2 separate regions of the Mus musculus genome follow, and region 2 is linked to region 1. Evidence: chromatin loops called from intact Hi-C (ENCODE). Cell type or tissue: gastrocnemius. All regions are shown on one strand. Each heading gives the region's core, and the rest is flanking DNA. Links, peaks and the distances in the headings are about the cores only. Region 1 holds the start of Hcar1 (hydrocarboxylic acid receptor 1). Region 2 overlaps Kntc1 (kinetochore associated 1).

Region 1 (17,241 bases), core at 4,453-12,452:
CACCCTCTCCATATAGTTGTATGCTTCTCCACGTGGCTTCTTCACGTGGCCCTGCCACGACATGTTCTGCACACGGGGTACGTTGGGCTGCATGTGGGTCACTCTGGGTTTCCAGAAGGCCACAGGCTGATCTTCTTCATGCGTGTGCTTGGGAATCCCAGAACACCACCACTATCACATCACAGTGAGGGTTCATGGTCCACTGAGACAGGAGACACTGGTAGAGTCCAGTGGCAGGAAGCACAGATTCTTGGAGGACATTTTGAAAGGTGTCTCACTGCAGACTGAATATGTCATTGAAGGCACATGTGGCTTAAGGAGACAGGATAGACCTGGGGCTCTAATAAAGGAGATGGAGTAGTAGAAGTGGAGAGATAAACATTAGTTGTACAAACATGTGTGTGTGTGAATTTATATATACACACATATATATCCATATATATATGCGTGTGTGTGTGTGTACATGGTGTGTGTGTGCATGCATATATATACATATATGTATATCTACATATATATGTGTGTGTATATATATGAACAATAAATGCAATGAGTAGGGAAAGTGAGAAAGACTTTTTTTGTTTATTTGTTTTTTGAGACAGGGTTTCTCTGTGTTGCCCTGGCTGTCCTGGAACTCACTCTGTAGACCAGGCTGGCCTCGAACTCAGAAATCCACCTGCCTCTGCCTCCCGAGTGCTGGGATTAAAGGCGTGAGCCACCACCACCCGGCTAATAAAGAATTTTTCTATTTTCTTTTCTTTGTTTCTTTTTTCTCTTCTTTCTCTTCCTTCCTTCCTTCCTTCCTTCCTTCCTTCCTTCCTTCCTTCCTTCCTTTCTTTCTTTCTTTCTTTCTTTCTTTCTTTCTTTCTTTCTTTCTTTCTTTCTTTCTTTCTTTTTTTCTTCCTTCCTTCCTTTCTTTCTTTCTTTGATGCACAATCTCACATAGCACAGCTGAGAATAACTGAACTTCTGATCCTCCTGCCTCAGGAGTGCTGGGGTTTCAGGCATGCACCTCCATTTCCAGTTCACGCCAAACTTGGGACTTAATCCAGAGTTTTGTGGATAGTCAACAAACATTCTATCAACTGGGCTACATCCCAGCCTTAGGGTTTTCTGTTTGTTTGTTTTGTTTTATTTTATTTTATTTTATTTTATTTTATTTTATGTTCGTTGGTGTTTTGCCTGCATGTATGTCTGTGTGAGAGTGTCAGGTCCTGGAACTTGAGTTTCAGACAGTTGAGTGCTACCAAGTGGGTGCCGGGAGCTGATAGCAGGCCCTCTGGAATAATGGAGAGGACCTTCGGGTTGGCAGCCTGGCATGGTAGTTTTAAACCAGCCTGAGCTACATAGTGTGCCCCTGTTTTAAATGTCCAAAAAAAAAAAAAAAATCAAAACAACAACAAAGGCAACAACAACAAAACCCTGCTCTCCAGTACTAGGGCAGTAAGTATGTGCCACTCTGCTCGGTCCCATCTTGACATTTTCAATGTTTTTTTTTTTTTTTTTAAAGGGCCCTAAAATTTCCATTTTTGCATTATACCCTGCAGACTGCAGAGCCAGCTCTGCGGCTATGTATGCTTCCATCCTAAGTCTTGCATCATCCTGGAACTGGATTGGGAGCTAAAGGCCCAGAAGGCCAATGGGGCAGCCCTGGCAGCATAGTCTCTGCTTCCCCTACAAAAACATTAACAAGGGACTTAACTCCTCATGTGCCGGGGATCTCATCCCTTCAAGCCCTATGTGCGCATGACTTCAAACCTCATCCTAACCAGTGTATCTTCAGTTAGAGGGTCAGGCATGGTGGCGAAGACGTTATAATTTCTCTTTCTTCCTTTCTTCCTTTCTTCCTTTCTTCCTTTCTTCCTTTCTTCCTTTCTTCCTTTCTTCCTTTCTTCCTTTCTTCCTTTCTTCCTTTCTTCCTTTCTTCCTTTCTTTCTTTCTTTCTTTCTTTCTTTCTTTCTTTCTTTCTTCCTTTCTTCCTTTCTTCCTTTCTTCCTTTCTTCCTTTCTTCCTTTCTTTGTTATGTGAATTAATATTTTGCCTTCATTTAAGTGCACCACACTCGTGTTTTGCCCGTGGAGGCCGGGGGAGGATGTTGGATCTCCCAGAACTAGAGTTGTAAGCTGCTGTGAGCCACCACGTGGGTGCTGGAAACTGAACATCGATCCTTTGCCAAAGCAGCAAGTGTTTTTAACCACAGAACCGTCTCTCAGCCCCAGCACCCAAGAGGCAAAGGCAGGTGGATCTCTGTGAGTTCAAGGTCAGCCTGGTCTATATAAAGAGTTCCAGGCCAGTTAGGGCTGCGTAGTGACACCCTGCCTCAAAATAAGATAAAATAGGTTAGGAACATCTATTCCAAGGCTATCCCAGAACTCACGTATTTTCCATTGTCATTGTCAATTAAAGACACTTGTCATTTGCTCTGCATTATCCTTATAGACTATCGACTTTCCCTCTGAAGGTGAGTCACTTCCTCTAAACCTACTGTGTTCCCATCTAACAATAAACACTCAAAAAACAAAACAAAACTCCACAAAGTTACACCCCTCCTCTTCCTCGCCAGTTCTAAAGAAAGCTTTTTGGTAAGACAGACTTGGCTGCACTCTGCCAGCTCCTAGGGGAAGTGTGTTAGAGGCAAGACTGTGCTTGGGGTTTTGCTTAATTTTCCTGGCTTTTGGTTTGTGGTGAGGGCCTCTGTCTGTCTGTGGGCCTGCCATGGGCTTCTGGGTACTGGACCTTGTCGAGGTTCGGTCTTTTACCGTTTATTGTAGTGCTGAGTGCTGGCCTACAAGACTCAGAGTCAGCCTTTGGGACCTGGCCCTCAGTTAATTCTGATTGGTAAATAAAAACACACACAGCACAGCAGCTGGGCAACTGCCTGCCCTCCATATTGGCTGAAGAGCAACCAAGATGGAGCATGGTAAACAGTGATAATTTTGGGGTGGTAGATGGGAAAGTAGATTCTATCATCATAGAGGCTAGGCAGCCGCCCAGCTATTGTGTTGCCTAAGACATATTCAAATATAAAGGCTGTGTGTGTCTTTCATCCAGGAACATAATTGGTTAAAGGTGGGAAGGAACCCCGTGCCATGATTTTTTTAGTGAGTTTTGTTTGTTTGTTTGTTTGCTTGTTTTTGTTTTTTTTTAGAATAGGACCTTTAATTCCTTCTCTTGGAGGACAACATCATTAAAAAGTTTTCTGAGCTAGCGTCACACTTAAGGGACAGGCTTTTCTCAAAATCCACTTTTACCAGGATCAGGCAACAAAGGCATGAAAGGTTATGCCCAAGGATAACATTTTAGCAGGGCGGTGGTGGTGCATGACTTTAATCCCAGCACTTGGGAGGCAGAGGCAGGCGGATTTCTGAGTTCGAGGCCAGCCTGGTCTACAGAGTGAGTTCCAGGACAGCCAGGGCTACACAGAGAAACCCTGCCTCAAAAAACAAAAAACAAAACAAAACAAAAAACCCACCACCAAAAAAAAAAAAAAAACAAAAAACAAAAACAAACCAGTCCTCTCACTGGTCTCCATGTGTTTTTGTATATAGGATATGTACGTGCATTCGAGTGTATGTGAAGACTATGAACCAACTTCTACTGCCATTCCTCAGGAGTGACTTAAAACATTGTTTCTTGTGTGTGTGTTTGTGCACATGCATGTGTGCACACCCAGGTAGAGCAGACACACACTTGCAGAATTCACCTCTCAGGTCAAACTCGGGTTATCAGCCTTGGCGGCAAGCGCCTTTACCCCCAGCCATCATGCCAGTCCCTGCCATGTTTGCTTGTTTTGCTGTTGTTTCCTTTCTGACATGGAGTCTCTCACTGAGACCTAGAGCTCACCCATTCAGCTACACTGGCTGGCCATTGAGCCTCTCCTGTCCCTGCCTCCTCAGCCCTGGCATCCCCAGCGTGTGCCACCATATGAACCCTGCAGACTAAAGTTGGGTCCTCATGGTCATGTGACAGGCACTGATTGAAGGATCTCCCTAACCCAGTTTCCACTAGCATATAGCAGAGGCGGGCAGATCTCAAGTTCAAGACCAGCAAGCTAGCCAGGTGTGGTGGTGCACGCCTTTATTCCCAGCACTTGGGAGGCAGAGGCAGGTGGATCTCTGAGTTCAAGGCCAGCCTGGTCTACAGAGTGAGTTCCAGGGCAGCCAGGGCTATGCAGAGAAACCCTGTTTTGAAAAATCCAAAACAAAGTAATAATAATAATAATTGATGATGATGATAAACATGAAAAAAGAAAGACGGTATGTGATCCTTGGTGCTGGTAAGAATTCTTGGCTTGACTCCTTCCTAGGAAGCCGGAGAAGTTGGGCGGTACTTAGGGGCTTTTGACTCCTTTGTGTCTGATGCTGTTTCTTTATTTGTTGTTGTTTTGTTTTCGAAATAGGGTGTTTCTTTGTAGTACTGGCTGTCTTTGTACTCACTCTGTAGACCAGGCTGGCCTCGATTGAAGATGTGTGTCACCACCGTCTAGGCTGTGTCTGCTTCTCTGTATGCACCCACACTACTGTGTCAGTCCCTAGAGAGTCGCCATGAGATCCCAAGTCCTGGCTCACAAAGGCATACATTTCCCATTCTCTTTTCTGCCTCTTCTTTTCGACCTGGCCAGAGCCTAAGCATCCCGTCTCTGGTACTCTGGGCTCTTCCACCCTTTTCCTGAAACCCTCCCTCCCCCCCTCCCATCCCGCCCCCCCCCCCCCCGCCGCCCCCACCTACCCACCTACCCACCGTGTGGTTGCCCATCCACTCTGGTTGTTGACAAAAACCACTACGGCTTTTTCTCTTCCTCTTCTCCATCTCCCTCCTCCAGCCACTGAGATTTCCAGCTTGCCTGCCCTGGAATTTTTCTTGTAAACTTTAATAAAATTACCCTCAAGCTTAAAAATAACAACAACAACAACAAACCCCATGTAATGAATGTAGTAACCCATTATTGAGCACCTATAGCCAGAGATTCCCGTTTGGAGCGATTATAGTTGTTCAGCAACTATTTATTTATCAACTACTACACGCACATGGTCTTCTTCCGGGCAGACCTGGGAACAACAGATTTCTCATGCTTATGAGTGTACAGTCATTGAATTTGCTCCCAAACCCTTTGGCATCAGTATTAACCCTGCTGAACATCAAAACTGAGTGGGGTTAAATAAAGTCTTCCCTACGAGCACATGTCTAATAAGCATTTAAACTAAGATTCAAACTTGACCGTGTAGCCAATAAAATTTTTATTGCATTAATGTATTTGGTGGGTGGGTGTGCGCGCGTGCGCATGCGTGCATGTGCGCATGCGTGAACATAGGTGGAGGACAGAACCACCTTTGGGATTTGGTGTTCTCCTACCACATGGGTCTCAGGGATACTCAGGTTGGTGGCTTGGCGGCAGACCTGTTTACCTACTGAGCCTTCTCACCAGCCCTGCAGTCAGACTGATTTTCGCACCTAGGCTTCAACACCTCTGGCAAAGGAAGCCACAGGGACAACCTTGAGGAGCATCTAATTTATGTCTTTAGACATAAATGTCAAGGTCCCTTCCCTGGGGAGAGTACCCTGGGAACTGGAGAGAGTGAATGGCTGTCACCACTTTTGTGGCTTGAAAGTGGGACTAAGGTTAACACGGATTCTATTTCTCCTTCTCCAGGACAGGGGCAGCCGGGACTTTCACAGAATCACCTAGCTGTGAGAATTCTGGGTAGTATTTGGGGGAACATATGTGCTTGAGGGAGGCCCCCAATAGGAGACCCGGATGGCTGACCAGAAGTCTAGACACTGATGAAAGGACATTGAGCTAAACTGTTGCTGCCACCTCTAGTGCTTTGCTTTCTCCCAAAAGTTGGCTAACAACGCTACAGCTAAAAGGGGCACAAGGGGTTTGGGAGTGCAGTTCAGTGGTCAGTGCTTGCCTGGCTCGAATAAGGTCCCAAGTTCAATGCCCAGCACCAAAGACAAAACAGACGAGGATGCTGGACAGGGTGGGACAACATACTGTGGATTAAACAAAGACTTGAGAAGGGAGGATTTCAGCTCAAATTCATGCATTAAGCAGTGAAGAACAACCATGCTTGAATTAACCCATCCCAAATACCAGGAAGCACCCCCCCCCCACCATTGCTGCCGTAAACAGGCTCTCAGTTCCCACTGGAGAAACGATAGCTGATATCAGGTGGACAAGTCCCTCAGCATCTTCTTTGAAATGCAAACAAAAGAAAAACAAAGGATGAAACCACTTAAAATCAGCAAAATATCGTGGCGCCAGCAAGGTTAGAATAGATTCTTTTTGCTGCCCTCCTGGGCCACCTGGATGTTCAAACCTTGAAATGTGTGGAGGCTCCCCAGGGAAGATTTAAAAAAAACGGCTAGGTCCGGGTGTCCTGCAGTAAAGGGTCTCGCTCAGCTGGAAATAAGTGTATTGACTCAGTGCAGTTTCTATTTTTTTCAGTCCAGGAAATACCGACGAGTTATTGAGATCGTTAACTCTCTCCGAGCTAGAACAAGACCCAGCCAGGCTCATACCGCTTTTCTCAGCCATGCAAAGCGACACGGGCTCCAGGTAGTTCCTAACCCGACACCCACGGTTTCCTTCACACTCACACGCTGCCCCTTCACCATTGCTATCAGAGTATTTAAACACAACCAACCGGTTTGGAACCTTCTGGAAAAGGTCAAGCAGGGTGGATCCCATTTCTACCTGAGTGAGAAAGATACAGCTAAGAGTGGGAGGGGACATCTTCAAGTCCTCCACCCTTCAGATTTAACTCACATTGCCCATTTCTCTGCCTCGTTGTTGGGCTGTTTGTCTTAATGGCATTCAACACACTTGGAGATCCCACTGCCCGTCAGATGGCCTCTGGGAACGATTTGCCCCATCGATGGAGCTCTTACTGCAGAGGTTCGAAATTGGCATCTCTTCTGACCTCCGCGTCTTCGTGCGTCCTGGGCGTTTGGGCTTCAGGCTGCAGATTGTGAGCTTGGTGTAGAATTTGGGGAGCGAGGGGCTTGAGAAGTAATATACAAGGGGATCCAGCATACTGTTCAGGTAGGTGAAGCTCAGGGTGACGTGGAGGGCTGTGTGGACAGAGGGGTCACAGGCACTAGTGGGCACCGTCCAGAGGAAGTAGAGCCTAGCCAGCACGCTGGGCAGGTAACACGTGATGAACACAGAAGCCACCACCATGATGAACCGGGTGGCCCTCCTCATCCGAGCCTGTCTGGTCAGCTGCTGCCTCCGTCTCAGGCTCCAAACAACGTTGACCGAGCAGAACAAGATGATTGTCAGGGGCAGGAAGAACTCCAGCTGGAACATGACATCGTGCCACCCGTTGGCTGACTCCATGATGAAGCTCTCACAGGACGACAGTGTCCCCTGCACACACAGGTGACTCTCCATCAGAAGATACACAGTCCCCAAGATGACCAAAGTCCAGAGGACACAGGCGGTGGCGGCGGCAGTCCGGTTGGAGATGGCATTCACCATATGGTGGGGGTGGACCACTTTGAAATACCTATCCACAGCCACCACAGTGAGGAAGACAATGCTCCCGGCCCTATTCATGGCCAGCTTGAAGAGGACCAGGCGACAGGCGATATCTCCAAAAATCCAGTGTCTGCGTCTGAGGTAGTAGTCTGTCCGAAGGGGTAAGCAGATCATGAGGAGAAAATCGGCCACAGCCAAGTTGAAAAGGTAAATAGTGCTTGACTTCCAGGTCTTCATGTGAAAGCAGAAGCCGCACAGGGCTATGCCGTTGCCCAGGGCGCCAAGCACGAAGACCAGGATGAGTAGAGGAGGCATCACTTGGGAGATGGGCTCCCCCTCGATGAGACAGCACGACCCGTTGTCCATAGCAGTTGGAGAGAGGACTGGCATCCAAGGTGGCCGGCACAGAGGCACAGCTGCCTATCCGAACACTAGGGCTCCTCTAGCAGCTGGGCCCCTAACCTCATCACCCTGGGATGCAGGCGCTGCACCCACGAGAGAAACTTCAGCCAGGAAATGAAAGCCGGCAGCAAGTCCTTTCTCCTAGGCTTGGATCACGAGCTGCACGTCCCCTACAGAGTTGAAGCCTGCAGCTGGGTCAGGCTCTGGGGTGCAAGCGGTTTCCCACGAGTGTACATTTCTGGGTTGCAGCTCGGGGGTCCGACGCTATACATGCTACAGACTCGTTGCTAGATCGAGCCCTGGAGATGACTTTTCTTTTTCTGGTTTTGTCTTTTTCCCTCACGCTCTGCGCTGCAGAATGCTCTGAGCTGCCAGAAGGCTTGCGGGGTGGGGGTGTGGGGGGAGCTTGTTTGCCCTCCCTCCTGGTGGAGAAATCTAAACATTTCCTGGAGTCGTTCTGGGCCTCTGCCTGGCTGCTTTCCTCCCTAACCTTTGCCTGACTACCCGTCCTCCCTCAATCCCCTGGGACACTCCCATGCAGTGCCAGAGAGGGGAGACTGTGCTCTGCGGCCTCTCGGGGCCACTTCCGGTGCCCACACCCAGAAGCACAGCCTCCACTCCTGGGAAGGTCTGCAGAGAAACGCAGTTTGAAACATCCGCCCGGTATTAGAAAAATTCTTTCTGGGCTGAGGGTATAGCTCGGAGACTGCGGCATGTGCAAAACTCTGCGCTTTGGGCTCTAGTCCTTCTGCCACCCCCCTCCAAAGAGATGAAAATGATTTTCTCCTGTCTCCATGAGGCAACCTTTTCTGGAGAAGTCGGGTCCCTGCTCTACTGGGAAGTAGAATCTAGTTAGTTACTTTTGCAAAACTTTGGCTCTGTTTCCAATCGTTGGCTCAGAAGAGGCAAACATCTCCCTATAGCCAGGTAGTGGGGTGAGTATGAAACCAAGCGGTCGCTTAAGGAGTTAATTTCTAAAATAATCACGGGCAAAATGAAACTGTTTAAAAAACTGGAGTCTTTGCCGAAATTTCCTGTCCTTTAGCTTGAGAGAGTGTCCATCTGCCGCCTTTTCCCATGTAGGAAGAATGGGGTGGGGGGAGACGGTGTGCACGGAAAGAACACAGGGGTACCTTCTTCCATATGCTGATTAAAGCTAGATTTGGGCTGGACATGGTAGTGCATGCCCAGAATATGCACGCTTGCGCGCGCGCGCGCGCGCGCACACACACACACACACACACACACACACACACACACACACACACAGACCTTTAAATAAAGATTTGTTTTATTTATGTGTAAGTGCCCATGGAGGCCAGAAGAGGGCGCTGGATCTTCTGAGATGGAGTTACAGGTGGTTGTGGTGGCGAGGTGGGGCTGGGAACTTACTAACACCAGTCCTCGGGAAGAGCAGGAGGTCCTTGCTCTTCACCGCTGAGCCACATCTGCATCACCACTCCATCACCTGTTTTCTTTCTCTTTCTTTCTTTCTTTCTTTCTTTCTTTCTTTCTTTCTTTCTTTCTTTCTTTCTTTCTTTCTTTCTTTCTTTCTTTCTTTCTCTTCCCATCCAGGTGTGGTAGCCCACACCTTTAATCCCAATGCTCTAGAGGCAAAAGCAGGAAGATCTCTGTTCAAGGTCAACTTGGTCTACAGAGCAAGTCCAGGACAGCCAAGGCTACAGAGAAACCCAGCCTGTGGAGAGAAGGGGCGGGAGGGGGGGGACAGGGAGAAAATCCCTTTCAAGTGGCCCAGGTTAGTCCTGACCTTGCTCTACAGATGATGGCCTTGGATCTCTTATCTTCCATCTCCCAACTACTAAGGTTAAAGGCTATGAGTCACCAGCCAGTTAGAATCCCCTTATTTATACCCCCTTTCTGTTTTTCTTCCCACCTTCCTCCCACCCAGTCTTTCCCCTTCTCTGTCTCCTTTCTTTCCCCTCCCTTCACCTCTTCCTGACTTTTTAAGACAGGATCTCTGTAGAGCCCTGCCTTCACCTGAACTCTTCATCCTTGGTGTCACCAGGCCAACTGCTTACATTTTCCCAGTTGAATACTAGACTCCAAATCAGCTCCATGTATCCCCCTGCTACCCCATCACAGACACCATCACCTCATGTGGCATCACCCACTACTCCCCCATCACTGACAGTCACCTCCTGCATGGCTGTAGAAACCATGTTCTACCTGCCTTCACTTCCTCTCATTGGCCTTTGACATTCAGCTGCCACTGAGAAATTAACGTTGTTCTGTCCTGTGGCTTGAACCCAGGGCTTTGTGTATGTATTCTTGGCCAGTGCTACCATTGAGCTGGGGTGAGGAGTGTGTCATACCTTTCCTTCTGGCCTTTCCCTCCTCCTCTTTCCCCTCTCCCTCCTCCTCTTTCCTCCTCTCCCTCCTCCTCTCCTCCTCCCCTCTCCTTCCTCCTCCCCTCTCCTTCCTCCTCCCCTCCTCCCCTCTCCCTCCTCCTCCCCTCCTCCCCCTCCCTTCTCCTTCCCTCCTCTCCTTCTTGCTTCCCTTCTTCCCTCTCCCTCCTCCTTTATTCTGAAACAGGGTATCTCTAAATTGCCCATATTCTCTGTCTTTGACTTCTGAGATGTATTTATCCCAAACAGATCTTGAATCTGTGGTCTTCCTGTCGGCATGACTCAAGAGCCAGCATGGACACAGCTAGTCTACTGTAAGGCTCAGCTATTCCAATCCTCTTTCTTTTTGCATCGATGGGCCTCACTAACTCCATCTGGTCTGTGAAAGTGCAGGGCATACATGGTTGAAAAAAAAAAGTTCTGTTTGGCTCCATTTGTTCGTTATACAGTGCTGGGAATCGAAGCCAACACTTGCTCAGACTAAGTAAGTGCTCTACCCCTGAGCTTCATCCCCAGGTGACTTATTTTACTTTGTTGAGGCAGAGTCGCACCCTATAACTCAGGCTGCCTCAGCTTCCTGGGTACTGTTATTACAAGCCTGAGCCACCATGCCTGCCTGGCTCACATGTCTTTTTACATTTCTGTTCTGTTTTGTTTGGTTTTGTTGGAGACAGGGTTTCTCTGTGTAGCCCTGGCTGTCCTGGAACTCACTCTGTAGACCAAGGTTGGCCTCAAACTCACAGAGATCCGCCTGCCTCTGCCACCAGAGTGCTTGGACCAAAGCACCACTGCCCACTTCACATTTCTGTCTTTTTGTGTTTTATCTATTTGCTTTTTTTTGTTTTGTTTTGTTTTGTTTTCAAGACAGGGTTTCTCTGTATAGCCCTGGCTGTCCTGGCACTCACTTTGTAGACCAGGCTGGCCTTGAACTCAGAAATCCACCTGCCTCTGCCTCTGCCTCCCGAGTGCTGGGATTAAAGGCGTGCGCCACCACGCCCGGCTCTATTTGCTTCTTTATGTGGATCATTTTGCTTTTGTTTGTTGACAGCATCTCTTTTTGTAGTTCAAGCTGGCCTGGAACCCACTGTGTAGACCAGGCTGGCCACAAACTCATGGCACTCCTCTTCCTAGCTCAGAGCACCACTACAATAGTCTATGATAATATTTCCTAAATGTGACACATACACCAGAGATAGTGGGAAAACGAATCAAGAAATAATAGAACAGAACACGCATGTTTTTATTTTATTAGGTATGAATTTAATGGGAGTTAGCAAAATGCAATTGGTACCTTGGGCCCCTGGGCTCTAGATTACAGAAAGAGTTTAGGGGATGGGAGAGAACTGTTAGAATCTCCAGGGCAAGAAAAGAAGGAGCCATTATTATTAAAAGTATTTGCAAAATGGTCAAGATTATAATATTGCTGAATTATATAAACAGTCCTTTTCATGATGAGCTAACATTTGACTTTAGCACAAAAAAGAGATATTTTAGAACATGTAAAATAATATTTTTAGTTTTTTCTCATTTTGTTACCAAATTTCAAACCTCACATAGAGGTTATTGTAGTATATTTGACATCCTGTATACCTGTGATTAGAGATGTGACTATATATGAGGGCTAGGCGTGCTGTGTGCCCGAGCTTTGTCTAAATGGTATGCAGAAGTTTGTAGAGTTCAAGGTATGTAGGTTTAATTCATGCAGGGTAAATAGTAAGTGCTCTCTTTTATACAATATGCATTGCATCTGGATCTTAAACATATAAAAAGGTCAGTGAAACTTCTGTGAACATGAGGACATTATTTAAAAAGGCAATTAAATGAAAGAAAAGAAAAGGAAAGAAAAAAGGAGCTAGTTTTTGTTTGATGGTTTGTTTTTGTTTTTGTTTTGAGACAGAGTATCATTATGTAGCCCTGGCTAGACTTGAACTCACAGAGATCCCAAATGCTGGTGTTAAAGGCATGAGCCACCATGTCTGGCTGGGAGATGTTTAAGAAGCCTTACTGTATAGGAAGCTTAAGGGATATCACTTCCCTTAACTCCAGAGTCTTCTGCTTTACGTTATGACTCTTCCACGAACTAGTCTACCGCCTACACACACTCTCGAACACCCACATGTGTGTGAACAACATGCAGAAATATAATGACACTTTAAGTGTCTTCCCAGAGCTATGGAGTCCAACACATGGAATGGAGAAACTACACAGGCAGTGCATCCTAAATAAATAACCGAATGAGAAGTGACTGCAGACCCAGCCGTGTGCTCGTGTTGCCCTGGCTGAGAGAGGACCCTACTGGGCAGGAGGAAAGGGCAGAACAATTTGAAACCTGCCGGGCTGGTCCGATTATCGGCTCAGGGCACACACACCCTTTGGCGCTGCCTACTCCAGTGCTTTTGTGAGTTGGCATTCCATTTTGTCCGTGACAAGGGCAGGAGATGGGATGCCCAGTGGGGCTTCCTACTAGCAGGTGGGAGGAGGAGAAGGAGGAGGAGGAGAGGTATGAATTCGGGGAACGATGCTTCCCCAAAACTCTTTCCCCAGCCACCGGTGGGAGTGTGTACTGTCAGAGCTTCCCTATTCTGATGTAAGACCTTATCACAAGTGTGGCGACTCAAGTTAGACTCTCGTGACACTGGAGGCCAGAAGGGGGAAATCTAGGTGTCAGCCATGGTCCCACTGGCTCAAGGACAGGTTCTGGTTTTTGTCTCTTCCAACTTCCTTGGCTTATGGCTCCATTCCTCTGTCTCCTGGCTTTCTCTTCCATGTCTGTGTCTCTATGCCTCTGTCTCTCTCTCTTTCTGTGTGTGTGTGTGCACCTGTGTATGTGTATGTGCATGTTTATGTGTATGTGTGTGTATTTATATGTGTGTGTGCTTATGTGTGTGCATGTGTATGTGGTATGTGTGCTGTGTGAGTGTTGTGTATGGTGTGTGTACATGTGTGTGCGTGTGTGTGTGTGTGGTATGTTTCTGTGTGCATGCATGAGTGTGCGCATGTGTTTATGTATGTGCATGTATATGTGTGTGGATGTGGATGTGTGAGTGCATGTGTGTATGTTCTTGTGTGCATGTATGTGTATTGTGTATGGTGTGTGTGCATGTATATGTATATGAGAGTGTATCTGCCTGTCCATTCCAGCATGAGTATGTATGTGTGCGCATGTGTGTGTATGTGTGTATATGTGCATGTATATGTGCTGGGGATTGAACCTACAGTTTCATATAAGGACAATTGCTCTATCACTGAGTTATGGGCCCAGATTCCATTTATCTTTTTTTTTTTTTTTTTTTTTTTTTGGTTTTTTGAGACAGGGTTTCTCTGTGTAGCCCTGGCTGTCCTGGAACTCACTTTGTAGACCAGGCTGGCCTCGAACTCAGAAATCTGCCTGCCTCTGCCTCCCGAGTGCTGGGATCAAAGGCGTGCGCCACCACACCCGGCTCCATTTATCTTTTATAAGGATATCCACCATTGGATGTGAGGCCCAGCTAGTCTAAAAATAGTTCATGTAAACCTTTTGTTTTTACTCTGTGTGCCTATTTGTGTGTGTGAGCACCAACATCCTCACCTTCCGTACGTGAAACAAGGGCTCTTGTTTATTGCTTTATACACCAGGCTCGATGGACAGACAGGATTCTCCTGTCTGTCTGTCTCCATCTCACTGCTGGGCTCCCTGACATTTGTGAGTCTCCTAATGTGTGTGCTGGGAATCAAACTCAGGTCAAATCCTTTGGAAGAACAGTTTATTCTCTGGAGCCATCTCTTCAGCCCAGTGTTTCTTACTGCTGTTTGTTCCTGGGTTTGATACAGAGTCTCTCTATGCAGCTAAGGTCCAGCCTGACCGTGTGCTGGGCGATCCTTGGGTACAACAGCAAAGGCTCTTTCAAATAGTCCTGCTCACCACTGGCCAAGTTTCTAGCCAGTCAGGTTTCTAGAAATCAGTAAGGGGCGGGACTGAAGACATGGTTCATGTGCTAAGAGCACTGGCCTCCCTTCTAGAAGACACAGGTTCAATTCTCAGCACCCACATGGCTGACCACCCCTGTCGGTAACTCTAGTTCCAGGGAAGCCAATGATGTCATCTGCCTCCATTCAGCACCAGGCATTCGCATTATGTACAGACATAAATGCAGGCAAAACACCCACCCTAAATTAAACAGTGTCAGAGCATGTGTGTGCATGTATATATGTCTGTTTGTGTGGAACATGTGTACATTTGCGTGCATGAACAAAATTAAACAATATCAGCGCATGGATGCATATTTGAAGAGAGACTATTATAGTGTAGTGGCTTTTCAATGCCAGTGTTCAAGTCCTGGGGTTCCTTTATACCTAAGTATTTCAAAACTCCTCTTTGTAAGGGAAGAAAAATTATTGACAAAATTTAAAGGTTATGGTTCATGCAATTTATTTATTTATTTATTTAACCTGGCTTGTTTTTTCTACAGGTGACTTTGGTCCAGGGCTTACAGCTGGGAGAAAGTTCTCCTACGTGGGGAAGCAAGGATTGCTTCACAGTGTGATCATGTGTCACCCTGACCTGTGACAGGTTCTGAAGGAAGTTCCCTGACATTTCAAAATAAACTTTGAAAACTTAAAAAAAAAAAAAAAAAAGGGAAGGTGCCGGCGCCTGAGGATAGAGTCTCTGAACATATGAAATGCTAAAAAGTTTTAAAAGGGAGAAACTCCAGGGTTAAGAAACATATTGATTGCAATCTGATTCAGATTCCAAGTGAAGAGCCAGGGACACTGAGGGACATATGGTTATTGATTGACAAATTGAGACTATTCAGGGATTATTACTAGTTAGGGGTAGTAATGATATTATGGTACATTTAAAGAAATAATTGTTAATTTTTTATTTAATTAAACTAGTTTATTGCCGGGCGGTGGTAGCGCACGCCTTTAATCCCAGCACTTGGGAGGCAGAGGCAGGCGGATTTCTAGGTTCGAGTCCAGCCTGGTCTACAGAGTGAGTTCCAGGACAGTCAGGGCTACACAGAGAAACTCTGCCTCGAAAAACCAAAAACCAAAACCAAAAACAAAAACAAAAAAACCCCTAGTTTATTTATATACTTATTTGTGAAGGAGGAGTGCATATCCCTTGACACACTGTGTCAGTCAGAGAACAGCTGGAAGGAGCTAGTTCTCTCATCGCATCGTATCGTGTGGGTCTCAAGGGTTGAGCTTAGTCATCAGTGTCACCCACTGACCCATCTCGCCAGGCCAGGAGAGTAAGTCCTAGGACTGCACACGATGGCCCAGGCCTGCACTTCTAGCTCAGCAGCAGAAAGCTTGCTTAGCGTGGGCCAGGTTCTGGGTTCCAGACAGCACTGAAATAATAAAGGAAAGAGAAAGAGAAAATCGCTGCTGATGGCTTAGCCAGAAAAGCCTAGAGACTTGGTTTTCATCTTCCTGGACCCATGTGATAGGAGACTTGACTCCCACAGGTCATTCCCTAGCCTCTATACCTGTGCTTTTATGTAAGCCATCCCTCTCATGCATACATACATATATACATACACACACATACATATGTATATATACATAAACACACATACATAAATGCACATACACACATACATACATGCACACACACATACATACACGCACACACACATACATACATACATACATACATACACATACATATACATACACATGCATACACATGCACACAATACACACACATGCATGCACATACATGCATGTGCATACACACACATATACACATACATACATATACATATATAAACACATACATATACATACGCACATATTACACGCACATGCACATACATACACATACATACACATGCATACACATACACACATACACACACACACCACCATTTTCTTTAAAAAGCAAATATTCACTTTTCTTTTTTCTTTTAATCGAAATTTATTTATTTTATGTATACGAGTGTTCTATCCATATGTATGCCCAAATGCCAAAAGAGGGCATCAGACCCCATTACAGATGGTTGTGAGCCACCATGTGGTTACTGGGAATTGAACTCAGGACCTAGGGAAGAGGAAACTAGCAGGTAAGCTAGCTCTTTGAGCCACCTCTCCAGCCCTCACTTTTTTTTTTTTTTTTGATACTAAAGACCTCACGTAGGGCCTTGAGCCTGCCAGGCAAGCATTCTCACAGTAGTTATGTCTCTTTAGTTTTTGGTTTTGAAGCGAGTTGTCTTTTGAAAACTCAGTGTTCTGTTTCTGGGAAGAGATACCATGACCGTGGCAACTCATACCAGACAGCATCTAAAGGGGGCTGGCTTACAGTTGCAGTTTCAGGGGTTTAGTCCATTCCCATCGTGGTGGGAGGCATGGTGACTGACGTGCAGGTAGATGTGTTGCTGGAGAAGTGCCTGAGGTTCCATGTCTTCATCCCAGGACCACACTGGGCCTGGCGTAGGCTTTTGAAACTTCAAAGCCCACCCCCAGGAGCACATTTCCTCCAACAAGGCCACACCCACTCCAACCAGGCCGCACCTCCCAATTCTTCAAGAAGTATCACTTCTGGGTGACTAAACGTTCAAACATATGAACCTTTGGAGGCCATTCTTATTCTAACCACCACACAGGGTCTCACCGAGATGTCCAGGCTGAGCATGAACTCATTCTCTGCAGGTCAAGCAAGTACTGAATTTGCGATCCTGCACATCTCATCCCCCAGGCCGCTGGCCTTACACACAGGCTGACACTACCAGTCAGTCGAATGCTCACTTTTTAAAAACAAAGTAGCGGGTCGTGGTGGTGGGTCATTTGCTTGTATGTCCGCTTTGAGACAGGTTCTTGTTGTGTTTTGTTGGCCTAGAACTTACTACGTAGACCAGGCTGTTCTCAAACTTGGATACTCTGCCTTTACCTCCCATTCAGGAACCACGGAAATCAGCTCAGTATTCACTTTCTATGATTTCAGCTCAACATTAAAATGCGTGTTGAATGTCTGGGGCTGTGTGACAGTTGATACCACACTTGTCTAGCACA
Region 2 (8,000 bases), core at 1-8,000, 110 kb before region 1:
ACTCAGATATTCAAGTGATAACAAGGAATTACGAATACCTCATTTTCCTTCCCAGTCTGGTCTTCATTTATTTGTTTGTATGTGTGCGTGTGTGTGTGTGTGTGTGTGTGTGTGTGCGTGCGTGCGTGCGTGCGTGTGTGTGTGTGTGCGTGTGTGTGTGTGTGTGTGTGTGTGTGTGTGTGCGTGTGTGTGTGTGTGTGTGTGTGTGATATAAGAGTTTTGGGTGGCTGCAGAAGCCCTATCAGAGTGTCAGATTCCTTGGAGTAGAGATAGCGGCAACTGTGAAACACTAGTAGTGGATGGTCACAAACAAACTCAGGTCCTCTGGCAGAACGGCAAGCTCTCTTAACCACTGAACCATCTCTTTAGTCCCTCCAGTCAGTTCTTAAGCTGAAAGAGAAACAGATGCAAGCTCCTATGTGCCACTTACTTGATAGGGGCCATGCCTGCAAACCTAGCTTGCAAAACCGTCCAGGTAGGAGGCTCACACGGGAGGATCGTAAGTGAGGCCAACCTGGGCAACAGCAGGACACTGCCTGTGAATGAAATACAAGTGACTGGAGATAAAGCTTAGTAGTAGAGTAGTACTCACTGAGCTTAGCAAAGCCCTGGGGGCTCGTGTGCCAGCATCCTTCCAGGGGAACACATACATACACACGTGTGCTTGAACTCAGGATGTGTTCAGCTTATGTGTATCTGCTTTGTGCGGTTCCTGGACGGTTTGGGTTTAAGATTTCCAACTGATGGTCTGTTTCACTTTTCCAGGGAACCGGTAGTTGTGCATTCTCAAAATGGGAACCCGATTCTACCAAGAAAGAAATGTCTCTTAAGAACTTTGTGGGCACAGACATTATTAAAGGTAATGATAAACCACTGTTGCACTCTGAAATGTCCCAGACTGGGCTCAAATTTGCTGTGTAGCTGAGGCTGACCTTGAACTTCTGATCCTCCAGCACAGTAGAATGGTAGCACTGGTTTGCGATGCTCTAAGTGATGTATGTGCTGCGTAGGATTAAAGGGTGTGTCTGTGTTGTGAGTTTGCAAACAAACTCGGGTCCTCTGGCAGAACAACAAGATCTCTTAACCACAACTGAGTGGAGGTCAGAGGAGAGTAGGTCTCAGTTATAACTCGGTCTGCTATATGGGTTCTGGGGATTGAGCGCAGCTTGTCAGACATGGCGGCAACAGCCCTTTACCCCTGAACCATCTTGCAGGTGCTTTGGCTCGTTTTTCTTTTAAGTTATATCTGCTTGGTCTGTGCATTGCATGTACACACTTGGTTACTTTACTGTATGTGCATGCAGAGACCAGAGGCTCCCTGGGCATTGGCTCTCTCCTTTCAGAGTGTTGGTCCTGAGGGTTGGGCTCAGCTTCTCAGGTGTGGCGAGCACTTTTATGCACTGATCCATCTTGCCCACCTGATTTTGGGTGGCTGTTGTTGTTTGAGATGGCTCTTACTATAGTCTAGGCTGATTACAGTAGCCCAGACTTGCCTCAAATCTGAGCTTATCTCCTGTGTGATTTTCCATAATGCTGAGAGTACAGGTACAAGCTACTTTTCTAAGCACAGGCCATTTTGTTATCACCCTGAAACAAGCCAAATTCATTTGGTGACTTTCACCCATGTTTGTGACATGTTCAGTCATTACCTTTGGAGAGGCTTTGTATTTCTTTTTTAAAGATTTATTTATTTATTATATTAAGTACACTGTAGCTGTCTTCAGACACACCAGAAGAGGGAGTCAGATGTCATTATGAATGGTTGTGAGCCACCATGTGGTTGCTGGGATTTGAACTCAGGACTTCGGAAGAGCAGTCGGAGCTCTTAACCTCTGTGCTATCTCTCCAGCCCAAGGCTTTGTACTTTATTAGTCACTTTGAAACAAGAACAACAGTAACGAAAGTCAAAATTGAGGCAAGAGTAGATGAAAATGGGGTCGTCATTTAAATGTAGTTCTGCCCTTTCATGAAGCCATGACTTTACAGTTGAAACAGGGTCCTGCATGAGATGAAATAAAACCCTTAGACATCTCCCTTTCCCTTTCAGGTGCAAAGTCATTTCAGCTGATCGACAACCTGCTTTTTGTGCTGGATACTGATGTACGTTTCTGAGACTGCTTTAGTGGTTCATTTACTACTACCTTTTTTTTTTTCTTTTGTTCTTTGAGCCTTTGTGCTATGAAGTCAGCTCCCAGTCTCCCACTGAGCTACGCCTTCCACCTGATAATACATTTAGGTGGTAGACAAGGACGTTAGCTGGGTGCGTGACTATCTGTGTGCTGTGCTTCGTCTCAGCGTGCACCAAGAAACGAAGCCTGACGTTTGCCTTCTAAATCATAGATGTCTAAATGGGTGTCTTTCCTGTAGAATGTGCTGAGCTTGTGGGATGCTTACACTCTCACTCCTGTGTGGAACTGGCCCTCTCTTCCCGTAGAGCAGTTTGTTCTCACGACAGAAGCGGATTCTCCCTCATCTGTTACCTGGTATGTTGGGGGTCTAGTTAGTAGTGATTTCCATAGCCCCAAGTGTCTGTCTGGGTTGGTTCAGATCATTTACTACGTCTTGTGTTCGAAACCACATCTGAGTCTGTCTGGCAGAGGAAGGACCGATTCTTTATTTGCCAGTTTCTATTTGGCACAAATAGATACTATAATGTGAGCGTCTATGGAATGATGGTAGAAACAGAATCTGTGATGTGTACATGTGAAACAGAGTCCACGGTCTTCTCTGAATGTGTTTTGACCTTTCTGTGAGAATATCACTTTATTTAAGTTCATACTTAGAAACATGCATGGTGGGCTGGAGAGATGGCTCAGTGGTTAAGAGCACTGACTGCTCTTCTGAAGGTCCTGAGTTCAAATAGCAGCTACATGGTGGCTCACAACCATCCATAACGAGATCTGACTCCCTCTTCTGGAGTGTCTGAAGACAGCTACAGTGTACTTACATTGAATAAGTGAATAAATCTTTTTTTTTTTTTTTTTTTGGTTTTTTTTTTTATTTTGTTTTGTTTTGTTTTTTTTTTTTTTGGTTTTTTGAGACAGGGTTTCTCTGTGCAGCCCTGGCTGTCCTGGAACTCACTCTGTAGACCAGGCTGGCCTCGAACTCAGAAATCAGCCTGCTTCTGCCTCCCAAGTGCTGGAATTAAAGGCGTGTGCCATCACTGCCCGGCTGTAAATAAATCTTAAAAAAAACAAAAACAAAAGAAGCATGCATGGCTTTTTAACTTGAGTTTTTCTTCTCTTTTAGGCAAGGAATTACAAATCTCAAATTAGTCACCCTGACAGCAACAGCGAAGGAGAAGGTACCGGGGGACTTTACACTACATTAGTATGTTTTATGAATTGGAAGTCAGGATTACTAGCCAGTTAATGCTCACAGCATGCTAACTTGTAGCTCACGGAGACTTCGATAAACAAGAATTAATGTGCAGAGCCCAGTTTTCAAAGAATGGATGAAAATCTTGGCTCTTCATTTCAAACAGAACATTTTAGGAACCAAAGATAAGCCCAGCAGTGGTACTCGGGAGGCAGAGGCAGATGGATCTCTGTGAGTTTTAGGTCATCCTGGTCCACAGAGCTACACAGAGAAACCCTGTCTCTAAAAAAAAAAAAAATTAAAGAACTTATTTGAGCAAGGTGTGGTGTCTCACGACTGTAGTTCTAGCATTCAGGAGGCTGAAACCGAAGGTCATGAATGAGTTCAAGGCTCTCCTGGGTTGTATAGCAAGTCCCTGTGTCAAAAAGGCAAGGGCTGGAGATGAAAGAGTAGTGTGTGCAAGGCACTAAAATTAGCCTCCAGTGCTGAAAGAAGGAAAGCAAAGGGTAGGGAAGGGGAAAGGAAAAGCAATAGAAAGGAAGGGCGGGGACAGAAGAAAAGGCGTCGGCTAGGTGGGGTGTTGTGAAGGAGCAGCGCTCCTGGAGTGGAGGTGGGGCATTCTGCGCATGTTTTCATTCTGCGGGGCAGGTGGACTAGAGCATCGTCTTCTTGTGGTTTAAGAACACAGTTTTGTGGGTAGCATTTATACGATAGCGGCAGGCCTACTTGTGTAGTCAGAGAGTGCTGTGGTTACTCGTGTTTGGCTTTGTACAAGATGGGTCAATAGATGTCTTGACGGGGAAGTGCTAACCTGTGCTGATGGGTTTCTATTTTTATTTCTCATAGATGAGAAGCCTCATCATTTACTCTCTGCCTTCGATGGAAACACTGTACTCTTTGGAAGTATCTAGTGTTTCTTCTTTAGTTCAAACAGGAATCAGCACGGTATGTTTATTCATTTTTCCAAGTAAGAAAAGCGGGAGTGGAACTTAGTGTAATGCTTCGCTTTATCTCTGCCTTATACTTATATGTTCATTACTAACACATACTCAAGAGACCCAGCCGAGTCTTCATAGAAATTAAGATAAAACTTCATCTGCTGTTCAATTGTATCTTTTTGTTTTGTTTTGTTTTTTTCCTTTCACATTGGCTTATTTATTGTCACAATGCCACAAAGAAGTCCCAAATCTTTACAATTCCTTACTTGCTTCTCATTTTTTAAAAAAGAAAAGCCCTAAATATCAAATCATGTTTTGTTTTTTGTTTTTTTTTTTTGAGACAGGGTTTCTCTGTGTAGCCCTGGTTGTCCTGGAACTCACTCTGTAGACCAGGCTGGCCTCGAACTCAGAAATTGGCCTGCCTCTGCCTCCCAAGTGCTGGGATTAAAGGCGTGCACCACCACCCGGCCTCAAATCATGTTTTAAAAATTTTTAACTGAATTATTTAAGTTCTGACAATGATAGAATGTGCCAGTCAGTCAAACTTCCAAACTACTAAAGCTCTGAAGAAAGAATGAACCATGACTGGAGCTCACCGCATTGCACAGCTGTTCAGGCTGAGCAGCTGTCACGAATGCGCAGCTGTCACGAATGCGCAGCTGTCACGAATGCGAGTGCACAGCCACTGCCACTCACACACTGAGAGCACGTGTTCTCTACATCTGACACGCTGAGGTAAAAGCCAGGTTTTACCAACTTTTTAATTAATGCAGAAAACCTTCCACAATAGCAACTGTGTTGAAAACTCCAGTAACATTAGCCAACCTGTGATATGTTGCAATCTTCTGATTAATAGAGAACAGACATTTTTTTAACTATACAATTTATAAGCAACTAATAAACTTTGAAATGTTAGTAATATAATAAAGTTATAAATAGTTTGCCATCTCCTTTCCTTTATATATTTTTATATTCATGCATCTCATTTATCTGTCTAGTAGACTATTAAATTCTGGATTTAAATATGACTAAGCATAAAATAAAACAGAGATGAGTGTGAATGTCTAAGCCCGTAAAAGTTATTAACTTGGAAACAAATTCAACCTAAGGCATACATGGAGAAAGTTGGATTTGACATTGGGTCCTTCATAGTTTGACCTGTCAAGTACACATGAACATCCATGGCTCAAATTATGAACGTCTATGTGCCATAAAGCTAACTGCGTCACAAATGGAATGTCCACTACTTGAAGAAATGCCCCTCTGATGTTAAACTTTGCAAGATGTAGAGTCTGACGTGGTAGGCATCCGTATTAGCAAGGTTTTAAGATCTAGTCAATATATACACATATGTGGAACTTTCCGTTTAAATCACAATGTCTATTAACAAAAGAACCTAGGCTAGCAGTGCTCCAATCCTAGTCAAAAGGGTAACATTCCATCAGTTTTCTTCTGTTAGTCACTAGACTATCTTCCTGCTATCTGAAGATCACAGTAGATTCCACTTTAGGCTGTAAGAGGCATTGCCTGAATGCACTCAGTGTATGTCCAGTGGTCAAGCTGCTCTCAGCATCTAAGAGTCAGCTGGCATCAACATCAAGTCACCCACTGCATTTCCTTTCCTCAGTGTTTGAAGAGTTTCCTAGTGATTCTAAGATCAATGGATGGATAATTTTTGCCAGAAGTATTTGTTTTTTTCTAATAATTATAAAGTACTTGGTGGCTTCTACATTTGGGTTTTAATCATGTTTTTGTTCTGATTGTAGGACACTATATATCTTCTGGAAGGAATTCACAAAAATGATCCTAAGTAGGTCATGCTTTGTTTTCTCTGATAATTCATACATATCTAACTTAGAATTTACTCATGAATACTGCATGACAGAGCTACTCACAATGTAATTTTTTTTTTCAGCCTATGTGAAGACTCTGTGTCTGACTTAGTACTTAGGTACCTCACAGAGGTGTTACCAGAAAACAGGTAAATTGTCATTTTTTGTTTGTTTGTTTGTTTGGTTGTTTTTTTTGTTTTTTGGAGTGTTTGTCTGTTTGGTTGTTTTTTTCGAGACAGGGTTTCTCTGTGTAGCCCTGGCTGTCCTGGAACTCACTCTGTAGACCAGGCTGGCCTTGAACTCAGAAATCCGCCTGCCTCTGCCTCCCACATGCTGGGATTAAAGGCATGAGCCCGGCTAACTTGTCATATTTTTAAGCATTCTTTGCCCTTTAATGAGAAACCTAAAGTCCCTGGTGAGTAGGGCATCTGGTGAGATTTCTTCTCCGCTCTTCAGACTGAGCCGGTTACTTCACAAGCACAGATTTGCCGAAGCCGAGAGCTTTGCCATTCAGTTCGGACTGGATGTTGAGGTAAGCATCCAAGCATCCATTTGTTCTGTTGTTCTCGGGCAGACATCTCTTGGTTTGCTAGAGGCTGAGAAGATGCAGAAGGGTGACATGTGGGCACCAAGTGATCTAGTGTGCAGCAGGGACGTGGCTCCCATATTTTTACTTGAATTAATTAGAGGAAGAGCTCTAGGGGCTGGAGAGAGGGCTCAGCAATTTAAAGAACTTGTTCTTGCACAGGGCCGGGGTTCAAATCCTAACACCCACACGGTGGCTAACAATCCTATGCAACTCCAACTCTGGGGAATGTGAGTAGGCCCAGTTTGGCGGGGGAGGGTTCTAGGATACAAGTCTTTAATGTCAGCTCTGGGAGAGTCATAGTCAAGCAAGTCTTGGTGAGTTTCTCCGTCCAGCCTGGTCTATATAGTGAGACAGAGAGAGAGATCACTGAAGAGAGACCACATCAAAACGAAAAATAGTGATGGCAATATATCTATCTTGTAGCAATTTGCAGTACAGGCATACATCGTGTGGCTTAGTAGATCTCTCAGTCTCCTTCGCCCTGTTCTTGCCTGAGTCTCCTCCCTTTGATACACACCCTGCTTTGCTCTTTCCGTCCCTCCACTCTATAGCATCTCTGCGCTGCTTCTGTGAGTTCTGTGCATCTGTGAGATCGTGCTCTTCTTTCTGGGCCTGCCTTGTGTCCCTCAGCATGACATCCTACAGGTTGGCTGACATTGTTAGTGACACAGTGGCTTCTTTTCTAAGGCTCTAGTCTTCAGTGTGTATAGGCCGGATTTTACTGACTTGCTTATCCATCAATGGGAAGCTACTTAGATTAGATTCATAGCTTAGCTTAAATCAAGTTCTTTGACCAATTCCTGACATGGTTATTAAGGATTCAATAAAAATGGTTTTCATAATTTCTAATAATCTGGCTTTACTGTCTAGATGGGTTACCCCTTTTCCCTTCCATCCTTTTTTTCTTTGCCAAGCTCTTACTATCCAGCCTAGGACTGGCCTGGAGTTCCCTCTATTGATCAGTCTGGTAACGAATTTGCAGAGATCCCCGCCTCTGCCTCCTGAGTACTGAAACTGAAGGCCTGGCCCTCTGTGGTCAGTGAGAGCTGCCTGTCTGAGCCTCCTTCCTGAGCGCAGGGAAGAGACTCCTTCCCTCGGTCCTCTGGACCCCCTAGCTTGCGGGAACAGTGTCGTGCAAAGACACTGCGCATGCTTCACGGTGCCCGCTGTGGCATGCTTGCGTTACAGCTTGTTTATAAGGTCAAATCAAATGATATGTTGGAGAAGCTGGCTTTGATTTCCTCGGACAAGAGTGAGCAGTCCAAATGGCAGCAACTTGTAGATGAAGCTAAAGAAAACCTATGCAAAATCCAGGTGTGTCTT

The links. A loop is a pair of places that touch in the nucleus more often than their neighbours do. Peaks named below come from ENCODE experiments on the same cell type or tissue, not always from the same donor. Only the 100,000 strongest peaks of a DNase experiment are listed, where the experiment ranks them.
Region 2: a loop joins it to region 1, with 2.1 times the contacts of the local background. A loop is called at or near these places in 2 of 42 quality-filtered maps.

Annotation. Positions count from the first base shown.
Region 1 is chr5:123,871,757-123,888,997 of GRCm38, forward strand. Hcar1 (hydrocarboxylic acid receptor 1) reads right to left here and starts at 8,247. Exons shown (of 1, transcript NM_175520.5): 1 at 4,983-8,247. The coding sequence starts at 7,846. The coding sequence ends at 6,815. In gastrocnemius, for the core only: a CTCF peak has its summit at 9,185 (motif pointing right); no DNase peak of the experiment used is centred there; H3K4me3 peaks cover 1,643 bases; H3K27ac peaks cover 482 bases.
Region 2 is chr5:123,761,748-123,769,747 of GRCm38, forward strand. Kntc1 (kinetochore associated 1) reads left to right here. Exons shown (of 64, transcript NM_001042421.1): 9 at 766-859; 10 at 2,048-2,100; 11 at 2,368-2,483; 12 at 3,250-3,304; 13 at 4,165-4,263; 14 at 6,023-6,066; 15 at 6,172-6,237; 16 at 6,545-6,620; 17 at 7,866-7,991. Among named protein-coding and RNA genes, the nearest start is that of Kntc1, 16 kb to the left of the region's middle. In gastrocnemius, for the core only: no CTCF peak of the experiment used is centred there; no DNase peak of the experiment used is centred there.